2 separate regions of the Homo sapiens genome follow, and region 2 is linked to region 1. A link is a loop called in an ENCODE intact Hi-C map of the cell type or tissue named here. Cell type or tissue: gastrocnemius medialis. All regions are shown on one strand. Each heading gives the region's core, and the rest is flanking DNA. Links, peaks and the distances in the headings are about the cores only.

Region 1 (10,953 bases), core at 2,344-7,343:
GGCATAGTACTAATTTCCATTTTCTTAAAATTAGAAAAAAATAGATAGTTTCATCTGATCAGGCTTGGATATTCCTAAAGGGGATGAGTGGTATCTCTATATCCCTTCCATCACTAGTCTTTATACCTCCATTCTCCAACTTTCACCATTTGATTATGGCAGCCAATATTACAGAGTATGTATTACATGGCCAGTTCTTGTCTTATGAACAAAACAGATAATGAAAGTTGCCCATGAAAAAGTTGTACTTTATCAATTATCTTTAATTAATCATGGGCAGGGAAAATATTCAGAAGAGGCTGAGAGATGAGCAGGGTAGGGCCAATGTCCATGGCAGCCTTGTTCAAATTTAGGTCCTGTTCTTATAAATTGAATGCCAATTAGGAATGTTTAAGGAATGCCATTTGTTCCAGAGACTTAGTGACACCTCAAGAAAAATCTGGTCATTTTCCTAAATGCTCAGTGCAATGATCTAAATTCCTGTAAAATGTTTCACTAGACTGTGTCCTGAAAAGGCTCTTGAATATTCTAACATATTACAACACTAGATAGGCTTTGACGTTCCTTTAGGAGTGGAAAAAATTATAATACTCATTTTCTGGTTAAGCAAAAAGAAAACAAAATTTATTTATGGGAGTGAATTGAAGATAAAATTGTTAAGCAAAATGGAACCATATACATATACATATACATATAAGTGTGTGTGTGTGTGTGTATGGAGAGAGAAAAAGGGAGGAAATGTTTGTATTTGTACATATATGTGTGTGTGTGTTTGTGTGTGTGTGTATGGAGAAAAAAGGGAGGAAATGTTTGTGTTTGTATATACATATGTGTGTGTATATATGTGTATGTGTTTGTGTATATATGCGTATGTGTTTGTGTGTGTGTATGGAGAGAGAAAGGGAGGAAATGTTTGTGTTTGTATATGTGTGTGTGTGTACTTATATGTGTTGTATATATGTATGTGTGTGTGCGTGCATATGGAGAAAGAGAGAGAAAGGGAGGAAATGTTTGTGTCTATGTCCCCTTCAAAATCCATATGTTGGTTGAGGTCCAAATCCTCAGTACCCCAGTGTGATAATATTTGGAGGTAGGGCCTTTGGGAGGTGATTAGGGTTAGATGGGATCATGAAAGTGGAGCCTCCCTCATGGGATTAGTACCTTTACGAGGGGATAAAGAGATCAGAGCTCCTCTCTCTCTCTCTCTCTGTCTGCTATGTGAGGCTAGAGCAAAAGGCAGCTGTCTGCAAACCTGAAAGAGGGCACTCACCAGAACCGTATCATGTTGGTGCCCTGATCTCAGACCTCCAGCCTTCAGAAGTGTGAGAAATAAATTTCTATTGTATAAGCCAACAGTCTATGGCATTTTTTGTTACTGCAGCCCAAATTGATTAAAACAGAAATTGGTATCAGATGAGAGTTCTGCTGTAACAAATATCTAAAAATGTGGAAGCAGCTTTGGAACTGGGTAATGGGTGGAGGCTGGAAAAGTTTTAAGGCCCATGCTAGAAAAAGCTGATGCGGCTCTGAAGGGATTGCTAAAGGCAATTCTGGTGAGAGCTAAGGAAGAAAAGAAGGCTGCAGATAAAACGTCCCTCTTCTTAGAGATAAAATGTAATCATGTGTAGGATGTTGATAGAAATATTGTTAATAAACAATCTTCTGATGAGTTCTCAGGAAGAAAATGAAGAACACGTTATAAAGGGGATCTTTGTTACAAAGTGGCAAAGAAATTTGCTGGGTTGTGTTCATGTTCTAATGTTTTGTGGAAGGTAGAACTTCTGAGTGTTGGAATTGGATATTTAGCTGAGTGGATTTCTAAGAAAAGGATTGAAGGAGTGGCTTAGTTCCTCCTGACTGATTACAGTAAAATGCAAGAAGACAGAAATAAAGATTGAATTGTTAACCAAAAGGAACCAGATTTTGAAGATTTGGAAATTCTAAACCTGTACATATTACAAAAATAAAAAAGCATGTCAGGAAGAGAGCACTCGAGGTGGGGCAAGCTGAGTATTTGACACGAGATTAGTGTGGATATGAGCCCTGGACCTAGTCAACCACACTACCAGGACAATTGCCAGTTTTTAGCTGAAGGGGACAGAAATGGAACAGAATGCAGGAAGACTGCTGAACTTGCAATCACAGAATAGGGCTATAGAGCGGTTTAGCTGCCAATGTGCACTGTACGTCAAGCAAAGGAAAGAATGACCCAAATAGTAATTCAGAGATGACCAGGGCTGCCTCTTCAGTTTTAAAAGAGGGGGGATATTACCTGGGTCTTAAGAAACAAAATAGCCTACACCCAATGCTGTGGAGATTAGGTCACCTGCAGCCTAGGGTCAGGGCCACCACACATCGGAGTCCTGGGGGCATGGCCCCTGCCCAGCAGAGCTGTGCAGACAAGTGTGCTGCCCCAGTGGACCAAAAGTTGGGCCTCTACTTCACCAGGTCCTGCTTGGTACCCATCACTCCATTTTTGTCTCCTGTTTGTCCCTTTTGGAAGGGCAGTATCCATGCTATGTCTGTTCCACCATTGTGTTTTGTAAGCACGTAGCTTATTTGGTTTCACATGTTCATAGTTGGAAAGAAATTTCGCCTAGGATAAATTCTACCTCATGTCTCACCTAAATCTGACTTAGAGGTTATGTAGTTGAAGCTTTGGACTTTGGAATTTAGAGTTTCTGATACAACAAGTTCAGATTTTTAAAGCAGTTGAGATGAAATGAATATATTTTGCATGTGAGAAGATGTAAAATTTGGAGGGACAGGGAGAAATGCTATAAACTGAAGGACTGTGTCGCCCTAGAATACAGATGTTGAAGCTCTAATCCCCAATGTACTGGCATTTGGAAATGCAGCCTTTAGGAGGTAATTAGGTTTAGATGAGGGCATAAGACTGGAGCCAAGCCCCCATGATGGGATCAGTGCATTTGGAAGGCAATGAAGAGATCAGAGCTCTCTCTCTTTCTCTCTACTGTGTAAGGTTACAGAAAAAGGCACCCCTTTGCAAGCCAGAAAGAAGGCCCTCGACAGAACCTGACCATACTGGTGCCCTAATCTTGGATTTCTGGCCTCTAGAATTGTGGAAAATAAATTCATGTTTTTGTTATAGCAGCCCAAACTGGCAAAGATTGTGCATGCGTGTGTGTGTGTGTGTGTGTGTGTGTGTGTGTGTGTGTGTGTTGGGTATGTCTCCCTAACCCAATCTAGTCTCTCTCAATTTGTGTTTATATAGATACATCTCCATGATCTGTCGAAATCACAAGGGCTGACCCAGTTAATGGCACTAAAGGCTCTTCATGACCTGGTTCCTCCCAAACCCTTGAATGCCAGCTGCACCACTTATTGCCGTGCTGGGCTCCACTGATCCAATCTGCTGTTGACCTTAACATCCGATGCTCGGTGCTTTCATCACTCTGTCTCCACTGTCTGTAATATATCACCTCTTTCAAAACCTTGATAACTTCCTGTCACACTCTATTTTCCTATAACGCATGCTCATTACAGACTCATCAGTGAAGGTATATTACAGCCCATGATAACTTCCTATCACACTCTATTTTTCTATAACGCATGCTCATTACAGACTCATGGGTGGAGGTGTATTATAGCCCACCTGAGCAGGTCATTAAAGCCGCATATTTAAACAGTGAACAGCAGACCTCTTTGCTCCTAGAAGTAAACTTTTCATATTTCCCTTTTCAACTTGGAATATATATGATAATCAGGTACAGGGATTCTTTGCCTTTTAGCTTCCTCCAATATCCTTTCCCTCTATCTTTAAAATTTCTATTTTTCTCTTACGCAGTGCATTTTAACTATCTCTTAATCTAATACAGGTTCCAAATGATACTTAGGAAGCCTCATAGTCATAACAAAATGCATCAGTGATAGAATGATTTTTAAAATATCAGTTATTTTCTTAGATATATTCACAAGTCACTTCCCTTTTTTTTTAAGACATGGGAAAATATACTATTTTATCTCCCAGGATGATAGAATTTACTAAACTACCTAGTGACGATTACAGATAAAGCTAACTGATCACATAATTCTTATTTCAAAGATTCGTGTAAGAAAGGCCTTATCAAACCAGCGAATTAAAAAGTGTGCAGTATTACTTCAGAAATGGTAACCTTGACATGAAAACTGGATGTGTTCATAGATCATACATTTTACAAAAATAAAACAAAAAAATTAAATGACATCAAAAAACAAAACATTTAAAAACAGAAAGAAAGCCAAAGGGGCCCAAGGAAGAAACAAAAACAAAACAGGACTCAGTGGAAGATACTCAATAGAAGATAACAGTCTCATCTTTTATTCTCATTTTTGGAAGAAACTTTGGGAGGTGGGTTTGATTTCTCTCTTTGCCACTTGAGCCACTTGCAGAGCCATTAAAACTATGGTCTAGTCTAAGGATAATCAGTTCTCAATGAACTTTTGCAAATATTTTATATGTAAAGCATATAGTCATTTTTTCAGGGTTGAAGTTTGGGAATATTTCTGAGTATGTCTGCATAGAATATTTGTTTTTAATTTTAATGATAATTACAATAAACTAACCAAAAAGGATTATTTCTATTTAATTTAAAGTTGTGTGTATAGAAGTGTGTCCATGTGTGTGAAGAGAGAAAGAGATACCATTAAGATGTTTTAAAAACTACACAGCAGTCTGTGAGCTTCTATCAGTCTTGTGCAGCACTTAGCTTCTTCAAAAATGCCAAAGATGAGGTAGAAAATCCACCCCTATGTCCATTCCATTCTAAGCATAATAGGTATTCTAAACTTCTGCCATCATTCTTTAAGGCAACATTCAGTGGGAATACCTGTATGTTGTCATTCTTTAAGCATTTGGTAGCACATTAGTTATGCTAGCTTGTAAGTTATAGTAACTTTCGTCATTTTAGTTCTAATCAAGTAAAAAGGTCAGTAAGTATTTAAAAATAACTTTTCAAATAGAGATAATTACCCCATCGTAAGCGTCCATATTTAGAGAAACAACCTCAATTCCACAATATGTGAGGAAAGCCTACTATGAATGAAGCCCCAGGCATTTTTAATACAAAAATGATTTGACAATACAAAAACATATTGCTCTGGACTAAAGGACTATATTTTGTGTCACTGAGTAGTTTCCTCGCCAACCATCAAACTTCAACTTAATTTATGTAGTAATAATATCTACATAATATCAGTATTTACATAAACTTTTAATCATTTGTATGAAGATACATACATGACCAGGCATGATTCACAGACACGCATGTGCCGATGCATGAGTCACCAACACGCGTGTGCCGATGCCTGAGTCACCAACACATGTGTGCTGATCTATCTGCATTCTGTCACCCAGTGTCTCCTCAGTGAAGTCAGCCAAGTGAGTAGAAAGGGGAATGTCACGTGTGACTGGAGAACAGGGTGAAACTAATTGGTCCCACGTGATGAAACCGCAACCTCAGCTTTATCACCATGGTGACCTAACAAACGGAGTTACAGCCACAGCTGCTTTGGTAAATACTGACACACTCATGCTCATCGATAGTTATTTAGAGTCTATTTTAATAGAAAGCAACACTCTCTGTTATTACCTGCCAACCTCACAGAGTCTAAAGCTACTAACATTGTACAGACAATTCAAAACGTATTAAATTTTGCTCAGTATTCTGAGTAGTAAACATAAAACAAGATGAATAGAACCATCGCCTATATTCATAGTCAGTTTTATTATATACAATTTTTAATGTTAGTATATGCTCTTACGTTGTGCATTGATATTTGAAAACAATACATACTTGTAATGTTTGATTGTGGAAATAATAAAAAACATTAAAAGAAGAATGAATATACAATAACTATCCTTATCTATGAGAATATTCATGAATGGTGAAAAGAGAAAGGCATTGTTGAACTGATTTAGACAAGAGAAACACTTTGTAGATTATTAGAGAGCCTTGGAAGTTCCAGGGGACAAAACACGGGTCTCTCAATCATGGAAGCAGCAGAAGAGGCCTTTTAAAGAATATTAGACTCTCCAAGGTCAAGGTAAGTTCAGCCAGGCTATTAGCAATGGTGGACATGGTGGGATGGATTAGAATCTGGAAGATTACCAAATGAAACAATAATTTGTTTATGCTGAATATTATCCATGGCACAAAATCAACTTTATGGAAAAAGGAAAAAAGAAAAAGTCAGTGAAATAGAAACTGAAAAACAGAATTTGCACAGTCTTGCTTATTCTCATGGTGTGTGGAATTGAGGGCCTGATACAGCTGAACCTGGCCTCTTTCTGGATCAAACACTCTATGATGAAAATATAATAGACCGGTCCTTCCACTGGGGCCACAGTGGGGAAGTGGAAGGCTTGAGGCTGTCCTCAGTGCAAGCGAGCTCATTCTTATAAAAGTAACAGCATAGCACTGGTTCAACATGACTTTTGGTAAAACCTGATGATAACTTCCTCATTTTACTCCACAGACACAGAAAAGAGCTCACATTCTCTGGAAATCAGATAAACACAAAACAAAACATTAGAGTATTCCAATTCCCTTCTATATACAATGTTTTATACACCATTAAAAATTCAGAGGTGTGCAAAGTGACATGGGGCTCATGAACAAGAGGAAAAAAAAAGGACACTAACAGAATGTTCTTCTGGTTCCAGAATTCGAGCTAGCAAACAGAACTTTGAAGATAATTATTATAAAGATATTCAAGTATTTTTAGGGGGAAAAGGAAAGAACAAGTGAACAGATGAAGAATGAGAACAGAGAAAAGCAAGTTAGAAAAAGGAACCAAATGGAAATTCTAGATCACAAAGTTATAACATCTGAACTCCAAAAAATACATTGGATAGGCCGGACCACAGAATGGAGAATGCTGAAGAAAGATGATTAAATTTGAAAGTCTATCTGTAGAAACTATGTAAATTAAAGCTTAGAAAATAAAGATGAATAAAAACTGAGCTGTGTGCCAGTGTCAAGAGGCCCAACAGGCATGTAATCAGGTCGTCAGGAGAGAGTAGGGAAGAGAAAACCATCTGAAGAAAGAAAAGTGGAAATGTCACAAATCTGATGAAAAGCAACGGACAGGTACAAGACACTGAAGCCCCAAGGGGATAGATGCAAAAAAATCCACACCTATGCACATCATAAACTGTGAATACACTATCTTTCCTCCACTTTCTCCTCCACCTGGGTAAAAGTTATTCTAAATGTTGCATAAATCATTCCTGCTTTTTAAATAACTTTGCTGTATATATGATTTCTGGGTAATTCATTATTCAGTTGGTTTTTGACTAACAAATAAATGTAGATATACTATACACATTCTTCTGGAACTTGTTTTTTACTCATTTGGTTTTTGAGAAACATCTGAGATAAGTACACCTATAGTTCACTAACTTTCCTTCACATTTAATGTTCCATTTTATGACTGCCCCTTTTAACCATGTCATTTGTGATAGTTCCACATTTCTGCTCTTGCTGACATTGCTTTGCACATTTTTGTGTTTCTGGCAACAAGAACAATAATTCTTCTCAGGCAGCATTTTTCAAATTAAGAGTTTGATCCATTAGTGGATCATTAAATACATTTAATAGGTGGTGAAAATATTATTTAATTCAATAAATAAAATTCAGTGGAAGAGAAGGGAAGGGAAGACAGCAGAGAAAAGAGGAGAGGGGAGGAAAAAGAAAACAATAAAAATCAGATTGCATTGCACAAAGTAAGCAAAATTAATGTTTTGTGAAACTTTTATATAACTGTGTTTTGTCTTATGATATTAAATGTTTTCTGTTTTTTATCATTAAAAAAAGGTTGAAAGCTGTGAGTTGAATTTATATACTTTGGAGTGGGATTTCTAGCTTTCAGTAATGCCAATTTAGTTAAATAAACTAATTTGGTTAGATAATGCAAGTGACTTTGCTATGTAATGGTATCAATTTACACCCATAAGAGGTGTGTCTCAGAGCTTGCTTTGTCTAGGTTCTCAACAACTATCTTGTAGTTACAATAATAAAGCACTCTAATAATAACAATAACTATTTTTTACTAACTTCCAGAAATTTTCATGAGTGAGTTCACCTCTTTGGGTCTGTTTCTTCATCTGCAATAAGTAAAGTCTGCAATATGAGAATTTCTAAAGTCCCCGTGTAAAGTGTTTTGATTACAGAACACTTGTAAAAGAATCATATTGTCATTCTCAGGAAACAGCAGATGTGACTACTGGAGAGAAGGGCTATTGTGGTTTCATTGTTGTAACCATCACATAGTAGTCATTCAATTTGCCTGGATTAAATGAATGATTATGTGCTTTCCACTTGGTAAATATTTAACATATAAACATAGTCCTTTCCCTGGCAGTGGGAAAGGTGCCAGCTGAGCTTATCATTATCCTTGATCTGATTCAGTAACAAAGGTTTGTAAAACTTGCCAGTTATACATATGTTGGGTACTTACTGAATGCAGCATAATTCACTAAAATAAGCAACTAGTAGTTTCTTGTGACCATTGAACAATTCAAGTGACTTGAAAAATACCGATTTTCCACCAACTGCCAGATTGCTTAGGATTTCACCATGAAGATTTGGCTTGAATACAGATGAGTGGATAAATCTAGAAACACATTTATGAATGGAAAACAGAAGGATTATGATTGTGAAGCGAGGAGAAGGCTCATCACCTTGCTCCAGTGCCTGGCTAGGCTGTGTTACGCGTGCTGTCCACGATGCAACTGGAGCGGGCAGTGCCTCTCTCCCAAGCATCCTCACCCCCAGAGCTCTGTGTTCCGCAATGATGGGCCCTCTCTTTGTTCTCCACCTTCAAAGTGATTCACTCAGCTATATCCTAAAAGTACAAAGTCACCCAGCTCTGTCTAAAAATGCTTGAGGCTTGAACCGCCTGTTGGAATGCTCACTTTATTTGTGAGAGATCACGTTTATTGAGCATTCTCCTGTGCCATTATAAACCAACCAAGGAATCAAGAAACCATCCGTGAGTGAGGGTCAGAGCCTTGTCAGGAGCCGTTTCTGGAAGATGTGAGGGTGGCAACGTTGCATTTGCCAATGATAGTTTCTGTTCAGATGGCAACTTTGCCTCAGTATAATCCCAAATGACATGTCCAATTTCCCTTTCTCAACTCTTGAGTTTTTCCAGGGAGAAAATGTGGTTTTGCCCTTCTTTTAGAAAATTGATGTTTCTGTGCTTTTGCTTTGCTAGTGCATCTGAAAACATATGGACACTTCTGGCTAAAAAAAGAAAAGAAAGTCTTTTCTGATTCATTTGGCTGAAACATGAATTTTCCAAATTCAGTAAAAAACCCTTTTATGAGACACTTTCATCTACCATAGATTCCATTAGACCACGGAGCAGATCTTCTCCCGGGACACACAGTCATGCTGTCATCACAATTCCCAGTGTTCCGGAATGCTAGACACTTCCTGACCTTTACGTCTGATACATTCTTTGAGAGAACTTCTCCACCGACCCCGTCACCTGGATTGGATCACCGACCTCTCCCAAGAGGGGCCTGGCTTCCTCCTCGCTGGGGAAACGGTAGGGAGCTCCCCTAGGTAAAGCCTCTAGGGAGAGTGGCCAGGAGCCGGGTCAGGAAAGGCTCTGGTGCCCAAAGGGCTGCCCGCAGAGGCTGAGGTCCCTGCAAGTGCACAGGGAGGAGAGGTGAGATCAGATTCCAGCCGAGTCAGGCTTCCATGTCAGACTGCGTGTGTTTATGCAGAGGTGCAACTCAGGAATTACTGAGGAGAAAGTACAGGGCCAATTTAACCTCCTCTGAGAGACCTCTAACCCTGCTCATCACCACTCCTCGCTAAAAAGGGCCCTCTCCAGGGAAGAACCCAGAGGGAGAGCGGGAATTCTCCTCCCCTTGGAGGAAGAGTGCTTCCTCTACCCTTAATGTATCAACTGACAACAATTCAAACAGAAGGAAACTAGGATGTGACAAATAAAGGAAGCCTTTTCATGCTCTATGTCCACTGGCGTCGGGCAAGCCCCGGTGGAAGTCCAAGGAAAAGAGTCTAAGACCCAAACAGATGGTTTGCGCCAAAGTTCTGAAGTGTATCAGACGTGAATAAAGGTATGTTAATTCTAAAAGGAACTAAAATAGAAACATGATGTGGTTTAGACTCAGGTATTAAAAAATGAGCCATCTCAGAAGTGGAGACCAACTGAATATCTTCCTGTATAACTTCTTCTATAACTCTTCCATGCCTCTATGTTTGGTTGACTTTCACCAGTTTTCCCAGTCTCCAATGAACCTGATTCTATAGGCAGTTACTCTGTGTTCTTTTTGATGGGATTCTAAGAAGTGAAGAACAGCATAGGAACCAATTTGCTGTGTAAAATCAGAGAGAGCTCGACTCACTGTGGGTCAGAAACAAAGGGAGACTCTCCATTGAAAACAGGCTCCCTGAAAGCAGACATCAGCTATAAACTGGTTAGGAATTTATTATGAATTTCCTTTGCATTCTGAAGCAGAAGGCTTAAAATTAGGCTCTAAGTCGGAACCCACAGTACCATTTCCCACAGTATGACAAGTTTATATGGGCAACACATATACTTTAGAGTAATTTGATCGTCCCAGGCACTATCTGGAGTGCTTTACACATGTAGCTGCTTAGTCGTGGCCCCTCATGGCCTGGCCCTCTGGGTTGGAATGATGAGTTGCCAGAGGGTGAAGTCACTTTTGGATCATCACGAACACTGAGAGTCGAAAGACAATGCCAGAGGGTGACGTCACTTCCGGTTCATCACGAACACATGGAGAGTCGGAAGATGACCCTGGGCTTGTCTTCACATTTTCCGTGTTGTCACTTGCCGGTCCTTTGGAAGCCGACCCTAGATGTACACTGTCTTGCCGGGACCTTTCTCTTCTCTTCCCCTGTGACCACGCAGGTCTTCGATTCCCTGCCCCCTGCCCGAGGACCTGCCTCCTCC
Region 2 (10,953 bases), core at 3,505-8,504, 170 kb before region 1:
TGAAATGTACATTGGTTTGGTTGGGAAAGGCAGGATAACTGGAAGCACGGGCTTCCAGGTTATAGGCGATTCAAAGGTTTTCTGATTGGCAATTGGTCGAAAGAGTTATTGTCTAAACCTGGAATTAATATAAAAGAATGTCTGGGTTAAGATAAGGGGTTGTGGAAACCAAGGTTTTATCAAGAAGTTGAAGCTTCCAGGTAGCAGGCTTCAGAGAGAATAGACTGTAAATGTTTCTTATGAGACTTAAAGAGTTTGTTCTATCAGTAATTCCAAAAGAGAGGAGGGTATGATAAGGCACATCTGACTCTCTCTTCCCATCATGGCCTGAACTAGTTTTTCAAGTTATCTTCCCAATGGCCTTGGCCGAGAGGAGGGGTCCATTTGGATGGTTGAGGCTTAGAATTTTACTTTCGGTTTCCACATCCCTCTGGCTCTCAGCCTCTACCTTGGTGGGCCTCATTACCTGAGCTGGGTGGGGGATGAAATGAGCTTGGAAAGACTGGGCTGGTTTTGAGAGAAATGATAGAAAGTGTCAGGCTTTGCCATGGACTTTCTGGAGGCTATGGAGAGGGGAAAGGACAAGGGGTAGGAACAGAGCTTCAAACTTGAGAATGCAGAGAATCCAGAGCATGAGCCCTGAGTGTGTGTGGACACCAAGAAGGGGGAGGGGTGTTAGTTCACTTTCCTGCAGCTGATAAAGACATACTTGAGACTGGGAAGAAAAAGAGGTTTAATTGGACTTACAGCTCCACACAGCTGGGGAGGCCTCTGAATCACGATGGGAGGTGAAAGGCACTTCTTACATGGTGGCAGCAAGAGAAAATGATGCAGAAGCAAAAGCAGAAACCCCTGATAAACCCATCAGATATCGTGAGACTTACTTATATCATGAGAACAGCACAGGAAAGACCAGCCCCATGATTCAATTACCTCTGCCTTGGTCTCTCCCAAAACATGTGGGAATTCTGGGAGATACAATTCAAGTTGAGATTTGAATGGGGACACAGCCAAACCACATCAGGGAGTCTGTTTGTGGGTAAAGCATAGGCGTCTCTGACCACTGAGACACCGCCTCCAGAGCAGCCACAGACACAAGGCAGAACCTGCTGCCATATGCAGTTGGCGTGGAAAGGAACACACGGATGCTGCATTTAATAACTGTTGTGTTTCTGTGGACGGTGAAGGCACGCAAGGCTCCAGCTTGTTTTGAAGACTGAATTTTAGAATCCCTTGACCACCCATTCCTTTTCTCTAAATCTGAAATCCTTTTCTTTCTGGATTGCATCCAAAGAGAAACTTGTGATGAATTTTACCATGTGCTGTGCTGACTCCCAGCCATGAAGCACAGGCCGTTGCTGGAGCCACGTGTGCAGATGGCGGCTGATGGGGAAATGAGGAAAGACACTTGCTCCCACCGCAGGGAATAATGCATCTTTGTTATTTCATTTCTGAAAGAAGGAAATTGTTCCACTGTGCTTTGATAAAATAGATGATCCTTTCTTTTTAAAGAGAATGAAATAAACAATTCTGAGGTTAGTTGCTTTAAAAAATCTGTTTATATATCAGTTTCTGCCAAAGACCTTGAAAAAGTGCATTGCTGGTGGTGGTGATGTTTCTCCCCGCCCCTCCCCGCCCCCCGAAAACACATTGTATTCATTATATGGTCTGCATTTTGCCTGGGGTTAAGAATCCACAGGATTTTTCTCTTGAGTCCAATTCAGAATGTATGTTTTAATTCTTCGGAGAATTTATCTCTTGCCTGTGTGGAGGTTTGAGACATGTAAACATCTCTCCAAATAACCACCACCAGCCTGTGACGGACGCAGCCAGCAGTTATTCCAGGCATGTGGGAGATGGTTGCTGATCCAGCCTGGGAGTCACTGATACCAAAACAGAATGTCTGTGTTGATGGAGAATCTACCATTCAGATTCATGTCTGGAAGGCATTTTTTGATTGTTTCTGTAATTCTGAAATATTTCAGAGACCATAATCCCCATAAAATAGGAATTTGTGACCCTGACTCCGATGGAGGTAGCTTAAGATTCATTTCTTTTTTATGTTCTGTGATTTTACATATCACTTAAAATGGGATAAGTTTTTTAGTTGCTGACTATTTAGTTATGGGCTTAGCAAGAGTGTCCAGAAGAGCTTATTCAGCACAACATCATCACGAGTCTATGGCTGCAGAGTCTCAGCCATGTGTATTCCATGTGTATTACAGTGTATTCATTAACCTATTAATAAATCATTTATTAATTTATGTTTTAAATTAATGTATGTTTATTCCAGAGAATGGAGATACAGCAGTGAACAAAACAGTCAAGTTCCTTGTTATTATTGAGTTTACTTTCAAGCGGAAAGATGCATAGTAATATATTATATATCAGAGGCTATGGGTGAAAAGACAGAAAACTAGAGAGTCACAGAGAAGGGCATGTTACTGTGGATAGAGACTCCTATCCAGTGAAGACCTGAACTGCTGGAGCGGGTGCACCCAGCCCCACAGGAGCAGCCCAGGCAGAGACAGCAAGCGCACGCCTGCATTCGAGCTGCTTTGCAAAGGGGCAGAAGGCGGCTGAGTGAGATGCAGAAGTTTAAATACTGCCCTATGGTCAGCTTGTGCCTTGGATAAGCTCTCTTGACAGGCAATCACAAGATTTGTCTTTCGTATTTTCTATTTAAAACAAAGAAAATAACTCTAAACTGATATTTTAATAAAAAGCAATTCCGGAAGCCAACTTTCTGTTCCTTCCTGAATACCTGGACCCATAGAGAAGGGAAGGCTGGGCTTATGGGCATGGGTGAGCAGGGATGAGGCTGAGGAAGTTAGTAGGAAATGCTTTCTAGATCACTGGCCTCCTCTGCCTGGTGAATAGCAAATGCTGGAAGAATTATTTGCAGAGCTGCACAACATATGTTGTCTTTGACAGCATGACCTCTTGGTAAAGAATTCTGCATCTCAACCATGTGGAGGTACCCACTGCACTGAGATAAATCAGGAACAGCAGATGTGTGCAGCTCTGTCATTTACTCTGCTTAAGGTGTTTTAATCCCAAAGAGGTAAGAAGAAATTAAGACAAAATCGAAGTCACCTGTATTAAAAGAATCAAAGCATCTTGGAAAATAGGGATATTTTCTCCTGGCAGCCCTCACTGTAGGGTACCCCTGGGCGTCTTCTGTACCTCCTGTCCTCTCTTGAAGGTTTATTTCATTGTGAAGGAGACATCTGCCAACTGAAGTGTGTTTGCTCATATCAGCTAACTGGATTCTACTTTTTCAAAATGTGAATTAAATAAAATGTAAACAATGTAAACTATTGTAAAAGGTTGTGAAATTAGTTTTCATTATACAACAATATCAATATAATAAAAAAATAAATTCACTGTGTGTTCTTAAAATTTGAATAAAGGAAATTCTTATGAAAATGTAAACAACTCTTTCCCCATACATTTCTGAGCTCCACTAAGAAGAAGAAAACTATTTATGCTTGATAGCTTCTCTTTTCTCTCCACAGTTCACAGCAGAAATAGTTGCAAAAGTATTTTCCTAAACTAAAATGTAATTCAACAGAGAAGCTGCTTCACCTGTTATAGACAGGAGACAAGAAAATATGGCGTAGAAGAAGGCAGTTCCCCCAGCAAAGGCCCCACCCTCAAGCCTGGAGACCCATGGCCCTAAGTGGGAAAAGGCTTTTCTGTTTTTGAGCCGAAAAAGTTGCCTTTGGCCCACCACACCTCCCCCCAATTCTGTACCCATATAAACCCTGAACCCCAGGCTCCAGAAGCAGATGAGCAGGTGAGGAGACAAGCAGATAGACAGCAGAACAAGGCAGCAGAGAAAGAGAGAAGAGGAGGAGTGTCTGAATGATGAGAGGAGTTCGGCTGGGTGTGGTTGGAGAGGACTTCGGCTGCTGGACAGCCAGACTCCAGGGGAAGATCGCCTTCCCACTCCATCCTCCCTTCCAGCTCCCCATCCATCCCACCGAGAGCCACGTCCACCACTCAGCAAAACCCTGCATTCATCCTTCAAATCTGTGTGTGACCCGATTCTTCCAGGATGCTGCGCAAGAGCTCAGGATACAGAAAGCTGTCACACTGGCCCTTGGCCCTTGCAAAAGGCAGAGGGTCCACTGAGCTGGTTAACACTTAAGCCATCTGTGGATGGCAAAGCTAAAAGAACATGGTAACACTGGGACTGCAGGCACCCACCCCTAGACACTACTGCAGGGCTGGAGCCCAAAGCAATTGTCCCTGCTTGCACCTGCCTGTCTGCATGCTCCCACTCCGGTCAGGGGTTTGGATGGTGGCGGCGATGGAACAGGTGAGCCACACCCCCATTACACGTTATTTGAGGGGGATCAGGAGACTCCCATTTCACCTATAGACATTTATTTCAAGAGAAGCATTTCAGGAATATATGTACTTTATTAAAGATGTATACCTATTTTTAAAAATCGTTTTGTAATTAGCTTAGTTGATATCTTTGGAAGCCTTAGAGTGAGAAAAAAATACTGCTTGTTGGACTGGGAAAAGAGGGATGAGAACCACACAATTATATGAAAGAATTAGTGAATTAACTGCATTTAGTCCATATTTACTGCCTTACCTGCTTCTGTTGTGGGTTTATACATGTGATGATAACTGACCTTTGGGTAGAAGCATCGTCATCTCTGCTGGGATCAACACTCATCCTGGTTTAGGCTTCAGCTTCCTGTGGAACATGGACCCTTTGTTGCTGGGACAGGTGGCCCTCCTCAAGGACTCTGAGAAGCAGGTGCGTGCTTTGGTGGGGGTAGGAGTACCGAGGGGATGAGGAACGGGAGGAACTGCTGGCATTCTAAGCCATCGGATGAGGGAATGGAGGAGCGAGATTTGCCATAAGCGATGTCCTGTCTAGGGAGCCATGACCGACTTGCTCGGGCTTCCATGAGCAGCATCTGTCCGAATTAGGGCTGCTGCCCTCCTCTGCACCACGGCCTCCAGAACAGATCTAATTATAGCGCTTGGCATGCTCTAGTTTAGTTCACTTCAGGAACTTCCTTTTTACTTGCTTATTCTCAGTGCTTCTGCAAATGCATGACACATAATTGCTACAGTGATCCTTGAGGGGGAAAAACATGAATGCAGCCATCCCCATTGCTGGGGAAACTACAGTGATCCCTTGAGGGGGAAAAACATGAATGCAGCCATCCCCATTGCTGGGGAAACTACAGTGATCCCTTGAGGGGGAATACATGAATGCAGCCATCCCCGTTGCTGGGGAAACAGTGGCGCTGGGGATATGCCCTCCTGGCAAAGGCCTTAGTTGGCAATTCAGGGCCGGGGCAGAGAGAGAAGCAGACCTTTGTCAAATGTGTTGAGTTGCGCTGCTAACTGGTTTCTGAGCAAAGGCTCCCTGTGCGTGTTCCAGCATGATCTGTGCTCAGGCCCACACATATGCCAATGCTGCTGGTGACCCTCCAACCCCGTGACACCACCACCTCAGCCGGCTCACACTGTGGACGAGGAAGAGGCCCTGTGCGCCGGGGAGGGAGGCTCTGCTTGTCAGGAACAACTTGCGTCTATCATGACTCTTGAGTTTGGACCAACTTCTGAAAGTAAACAATCCTGTCCTGAAGCAGGGTGAGTGGACGACCTAATTGGCTCTGACCAGTCCCCACTTTAGCAGCTGTGACTTTGCTCATCCTGTTGGAGTGTCTTTGCGAATTACACAGAGGACCATCAACAGCCGATCCCAAGAGCAGATGTGAGTTGTCATGTTAATTCTTCATAGAGAAGGAAGAGCTCAGCTGAAAAGCATGCAAGTTTACTTTATTATTATTATTATTTTTTTATGTAACCCGAGATTGGGTCAACATTAGCAGTATTTCAAAAGTGAAAAACACCAGAACTACCATAGAGGTTGCCTGGAAAGCCCTGATTCCTCTCCAGCATTCTCTTCTTATCATAACTCCATGGAGGGCATCTCTCTTCAGCATACAGGAGACGCCATGGAAGGCTGGCACGCTTTCCGTGGCACAGGAGTCCGACGGGATGGTGTCCTGTGACAAAGCTCTTTAACGAAACCTGAAGTGGTGTGGATTTTTCAGGGATGGCGAGAAAATGAATCCCTAACCTAAATGGGCGTTCTAGTGCCATCCAAGCACACAGGACCGCAATGGCCAACCGTCCATCCATCTGTTCCTGGAGCCATTTCCCCATTTGTGAATCATCCCACTGTGCAATCCTTATGCCAGGAAATATTCTTCCCACCTCTCGCCCATGGTAGTAAGTGATCCAGAGCTCCCATATAATGCCCTTTTGTCTACTTTTTTCTCCCCAGCCAGCCTGGAATCTGATGCTAATGTTAATTGAATAACAGAATCATGGCCCCTCAGGGCTGGACAAACTGATGGAGGAGAGGGATGTACAGAGAGTCCTTGGGACTGGTTACATGATCAGATTCACCCTTAGAGAAAGTGATGACAATGTGAGCCCAAACCAAAGGACACACAGATTCACCCTTAATTTAGGGAGCATGTATATCAGGCACGTAGATTTCCAAACGTCATTTCAAAGTTTGCAAACAAGTTGCTTAGTCTTTCCTTGAAGCCAGCATCAACTAAAGCCAAAATCGTGTGCGATCTTATCAGCTAGTACGCTGCGTGAACGTTTAGAACAAGGAATATGAGATCAGCAGTCATCCTTACCTATGTAAGGATCGAGCTTTTTCAGCATTCGGGTTTGACTTTAATCTTCTGATACTAAGCACAGCCCTGTGGAGCCGCTGAGAACACGGACTGCCCAGGAAGATGTGAATGTGAATTGTCCCGTCCTGGGGGCAAGCCCACAGGAGGTCCCCACGGCTGCCTGAGCCACCCCAGCAGGCGCACAGGAGCCTTGACTTCTGTACAACTTATTATGCTGGGCTAATAATCTTCTTTTTTTTTTCTATTTTTCTTTTTCTTTTTTCTTTTTTTTAAAGGAGTGATTGTAGATGCTAAGGCGGGGATTTAAATCTTCTCAAATGGCAAGGTAAGAGCACACATACACACACCACATACGAGCACACACCTGCAAACGCACGTGGACACACAGCCAGGGGCTCAGAGCATGGCTCTGCCTCTCACGGATGAACTTGAGAAAGTAACTTAAGATTCCTGTGCCTCAGCTTTCTCTCCTGTAAAATGGGGATAAGACCCTCCCATTCCTGAGAAACTGGGTTTTGGCGAGTGGCAAATAAGGCGTCCACTACAGAGTACATGCGTGTACCTGGTATTATTGCTACTGAATGCAAGAAGCCGGGAGCTGAGGAAATCAGAATGGAACCTGGGGCTCCGGAGGCCCGGGCCGGGATCAGCAAAGCTTTCGGAAGATAGAGAGGTCAGGTGCGTTCACCACGGGTTTGGCTTCGCCGCAATGGGAAAGCAGCTCCGTTCCAATGAAACTTTATCTAGAAACACTCGGCAGGCTGGATTTGGCCTTGAGTCATGGTTTTCTGAGGATTCTAGACCAAGACAAGCCCAGAAGCTGCGGAATTCGGGAGGACGTTGGAGTGCAGCCTCCATAGTGGTTCCTTCCCCCTCCGCGGTGAGCGCGGGCCGGGGGCGCAGAGCTGAGTCCGGTGCCGGAGGTGACTCGGTGGCTGAGTTCCAGGGGCCCGGGCTCGCGGCCTAGGAGAGGTGGCAGGAAAAGCAGGCCTGGGCGTCCTCGGCGGCGGAGAGCTCCGCGGAAAGGCCATGCGGGGGGACCCGGCGTCCTGCCTTGAGTGTCCCCAGCAGGGCTGGAGCCTGGCGGTCAGGGATGAAGGGCGTGTCCGTGCCCAGGGCGGGTTGCCGGCTCCCAGCCCTGCAAGGCCAAGCTCAGGCCACTGTCCCGGAGGCCTTTCCACGGAGCAGCAGAGAAGCTGGCCAGGACCACGCCGCAGGAGCCTTTTTAAAACTCAAGTCCACTGACGGCCTCCACCGGAGCTGCTCAGCACCGGCCCTGGTTCCCCTGGCGCCGACCTCCTCGGCCTCACTTGTGGGGGACGCGGAGCACTGGGCATCTGGAGGGCCGGGGCACGGAGAGAGGCTGACCCAGCGAAGGGTGCTGGATTCACCACGGTGAGCCCCAAAGATGCCCGCTGGCAGCTTCCAAGAAAATGCTCATGAAAAACTCTGGCCTTGCCTCCACGCGTCAGCCTCGCCTCTGTCCTCCTCCCCAGCGAACCCACCCTCCTTCAGGCATGTTATTTCCAGACTCAGCCTGGGATCCAATGTGTGATCTAACCTTTGCCCTGCACCCCTCACTGACATCAGGCTGAGCGGTCCTGCCTCTGAGCCACCAGGAAGTACTGAGAGGGTATAAGCGAGATCTCCCAATAAGAATTTTTTTCATAACAACAAATAGTATGCTGTCTGCATTGTTGTATTTTTTTTCCATTTTCCAAGGAGATTTTCCAGAAAAGCAAACATTTTCTTCCAAAAATGGAATGTTTTTTTCTTTTATTTTGTTTATTTATTTTGGCTGCTTATTTCATTTTATTATTTGGCTGTTACACTACATATATATACATAGTGTAACTATATAGTGTAACTACTGATGTTGTATGTTGATTTTATATCCTGCAACTTTACAGAATTTATCAGTTCTAATAGTTTTTTAGGTGGAGTCTTTAGGTTTTTCCAAATATAAGATCATATAATCTGCAAACATATATATATATATATATGCTGAATTAAATATTTTGGTACAGGCATGCAATGCTTCATAATCATATCATAGAAAATTAGATATCCCTCCCCTCAAGAATTGTTACAAACAATCCAATTATACTCTTTTAGTTACTTTAAAATTTGCGATTAAATTAAATGATTATTGACTATAGTCCTCCTGTTATGCCTACAAGTACTAGGTCTTATTCCTTTTTTCTATGTTTTTTGTACCCATTAACCATCCCCTCCTACCTCCCTCACCCCGCACACCACTACCCTTCCAAGACTGTGGTAACCATTTTTTCTACTCTCTATCTCTATGAGTTCAATTGTTTTGATTTTTAGATTCCACAAATAAGTGAGAGCATGTGATGTTTATGTTTCTGTGCCTGTCTTATTTCACTTAATATAATGACCTTCATTTCCATCCATGTTGTTGCAAATGACAGAATCTCATTTTTCTTTATGGCTGAATAGTACTCCATTGTGTATATGTACCACATTTTCTTTATCCATTCATCTGATAATAAACACTTAGGTTGCTTCCAAATCTTAGCTATTGAAAACAGTGCTGCAACAAACATGGAGGTCAGTTGTGTCTTTGATATACTGATTTCTTTTCTTTTGAGTATATACGCATCAGTGGGATTGCTGGATCATAAGGTAGCCTCTATTTTTAGTTTTTGAGGAACCTCTAAACTGTTCTCCATAGTGGTTGTACTAATTTACATTCCCACCAACAGCGTATGAGGGTTCCTTTTTCTCCACATCCTCATCAGCATTTGTTATTGCTGAGTTTTGGATAAAAGCCATTTTATCTGGGGTGAGATGACGACTTATTGTAGTTTTAATCTGCATTTATCTAATGGTCAATGATATTGAGTACCTTTTCATATACCTGTTTGCCATTTGTATATCTTGTTTCCAAAAATGTCTATTCAAATATTTTGCCCATTTTTAAATCAGTTTATTAGTTTTTTTTTTCCCTATAGAGTTGATTAAGTTCCTTGCATACTCCGGTTATTAATCCCATGACAGGTGGGTAGTTTGTAAATATTTTCTCCCACTCTGTGGGTTGTCTCTTCACTTTGTTGATTGTTGCCTTTGCTGTGCAGAAGCTTTTTTACCTGATGTGATCCCATTTGTCCATTTTTGCTTGGTTGCCTGTGCTTGTGGGGTATCATTCAAGAAAATTTTGCCAAGGCCAATGTCCCAGTGAGCTTCCTCAATGTTTTTTGTAGTAGTTTCATAGTCTGAGGTCTTGGTTTTAAGTCTTTAATCCATTTTTTATTTGATTTTTATATATGATGAGGGATAAGGATCTAGTTTCATTCTTCTGCATACAGATATCAAGTCCTTTCTGCACCATTTATTGAAAAGACTGCCTTTTTCCCCATGTATGATTTTGGCACCTTTGTCAAAAAATGAGTTCACTGTAGGTGTGCGGACGTGTTTCTGGGTTCTCTATTCTGTTCCATTGGTCTATGTGTCTGTTTTCATGCCAGTACTTTGCTGTTTTGGTTACTATACCTCTGTAGTATAATTTGAAGTCAGGTAATGTGATTCCTCTAGTTTTATTCTTTTTGCTCAGGATAGCTTTGTCTATTCTGGGTCTTTTGCGATTCCATGTGAATTTTAGGACTGTGAAGAATGTCATTGGTATATTCATAGGGATGGCATTGAATCTGTAGATTGCTTTGGATAATATGAACATTTTAACAATGTTGAGTCTTCCAATCCATGGACATAAAATATTTTTCCATTTTCTATCTGTCCTCTTCAATTTATTTCATCAGTGTTTTATAATTTTCATTGTAGAGATCTTTCACTTTTTTGATTAATTCCTAGGCATTTAATTTTATTTGTGGCTATCATAAATGAGATTACTTTCTTATTCTTTTTCAGATTGTTCACTGTTGGCATATAGGTATGCCACTGATTTTTGTATATTGATTTTATATCCTTCAACTTTACAGAATTTATCAGTTCTAATAGTTTTTTAGGTGGAGTCTTTAGGTTTTTCCAAATATAAGATCATATAATCTGCAAACAAAGATAATTTGACTTCCACCTTTCCAATTTGGATGCCCTTTATTTCTTTCTCTTATTTGATTGCTCTAGCTAGGAAATCCAGAGCAATGTTGAATAACTGTGGTGAAGGTATATATCCTTGTCATTTTCCAGATCTGAGAGGAAAGGCTTTCAGTTTTTCCCCATTTAGTATGATACTAGCTGTGAGTCTGTCATATATGTCTTTTATTATGTTGAGATATTT

Evidence for each region. Peaks named below come from ENCODE experiments on the same cell type or tissue, not always from the same donor. Only the 100,000 strongest peaks of a DNase experiment are listed, where the experiment ranks them.
Region 2: a loop joins it to region 1, with 2.1 times the contacts of the local background. A loop is called at or near these places in 1 of 110 quality-filtered maps.

The regions. Positions count from the first base shown.
Region 1 is chr6:168,962,860-168,973,812 of GRCh38, reverse strand. It overlaps LOC105378145 (a long non-coding RNA gene), which reads right to left and starts at 9,437. Exons shown (of 4, transcript XR_943300.3): 1 at 9,346-9,437; 2 at 8,461-8,616. LOC105378146 (a long non-coding RNA gene) reads left to right here and starts at 9,431. Exons shown (of 4, transcript NR_136250.1): 1 at 9,431-9,555. RefSeq lists an enhancer at 10,049-10,953. In gastrocnemius medialis, for the core only: no CTCF peak of the experiment used is centred there; a DNase peak (open chromatin) is centred at 5,372.
Region 2 is chr6:169,136,501-169,147,453 of GRCh38, reverse strand. No RefSeq gene overlaps it. Among named protein-coding and RNA genes, the nearest start is that of LINC01615, 21 kb to the left of the region's middle. In gastrocnemius medialis, for the core only: no CTCF peak of the experiment used is centred there; a DNase peak (open chromatin) is centred at 5,603; H3K27ac peaks cover 1,322 bases.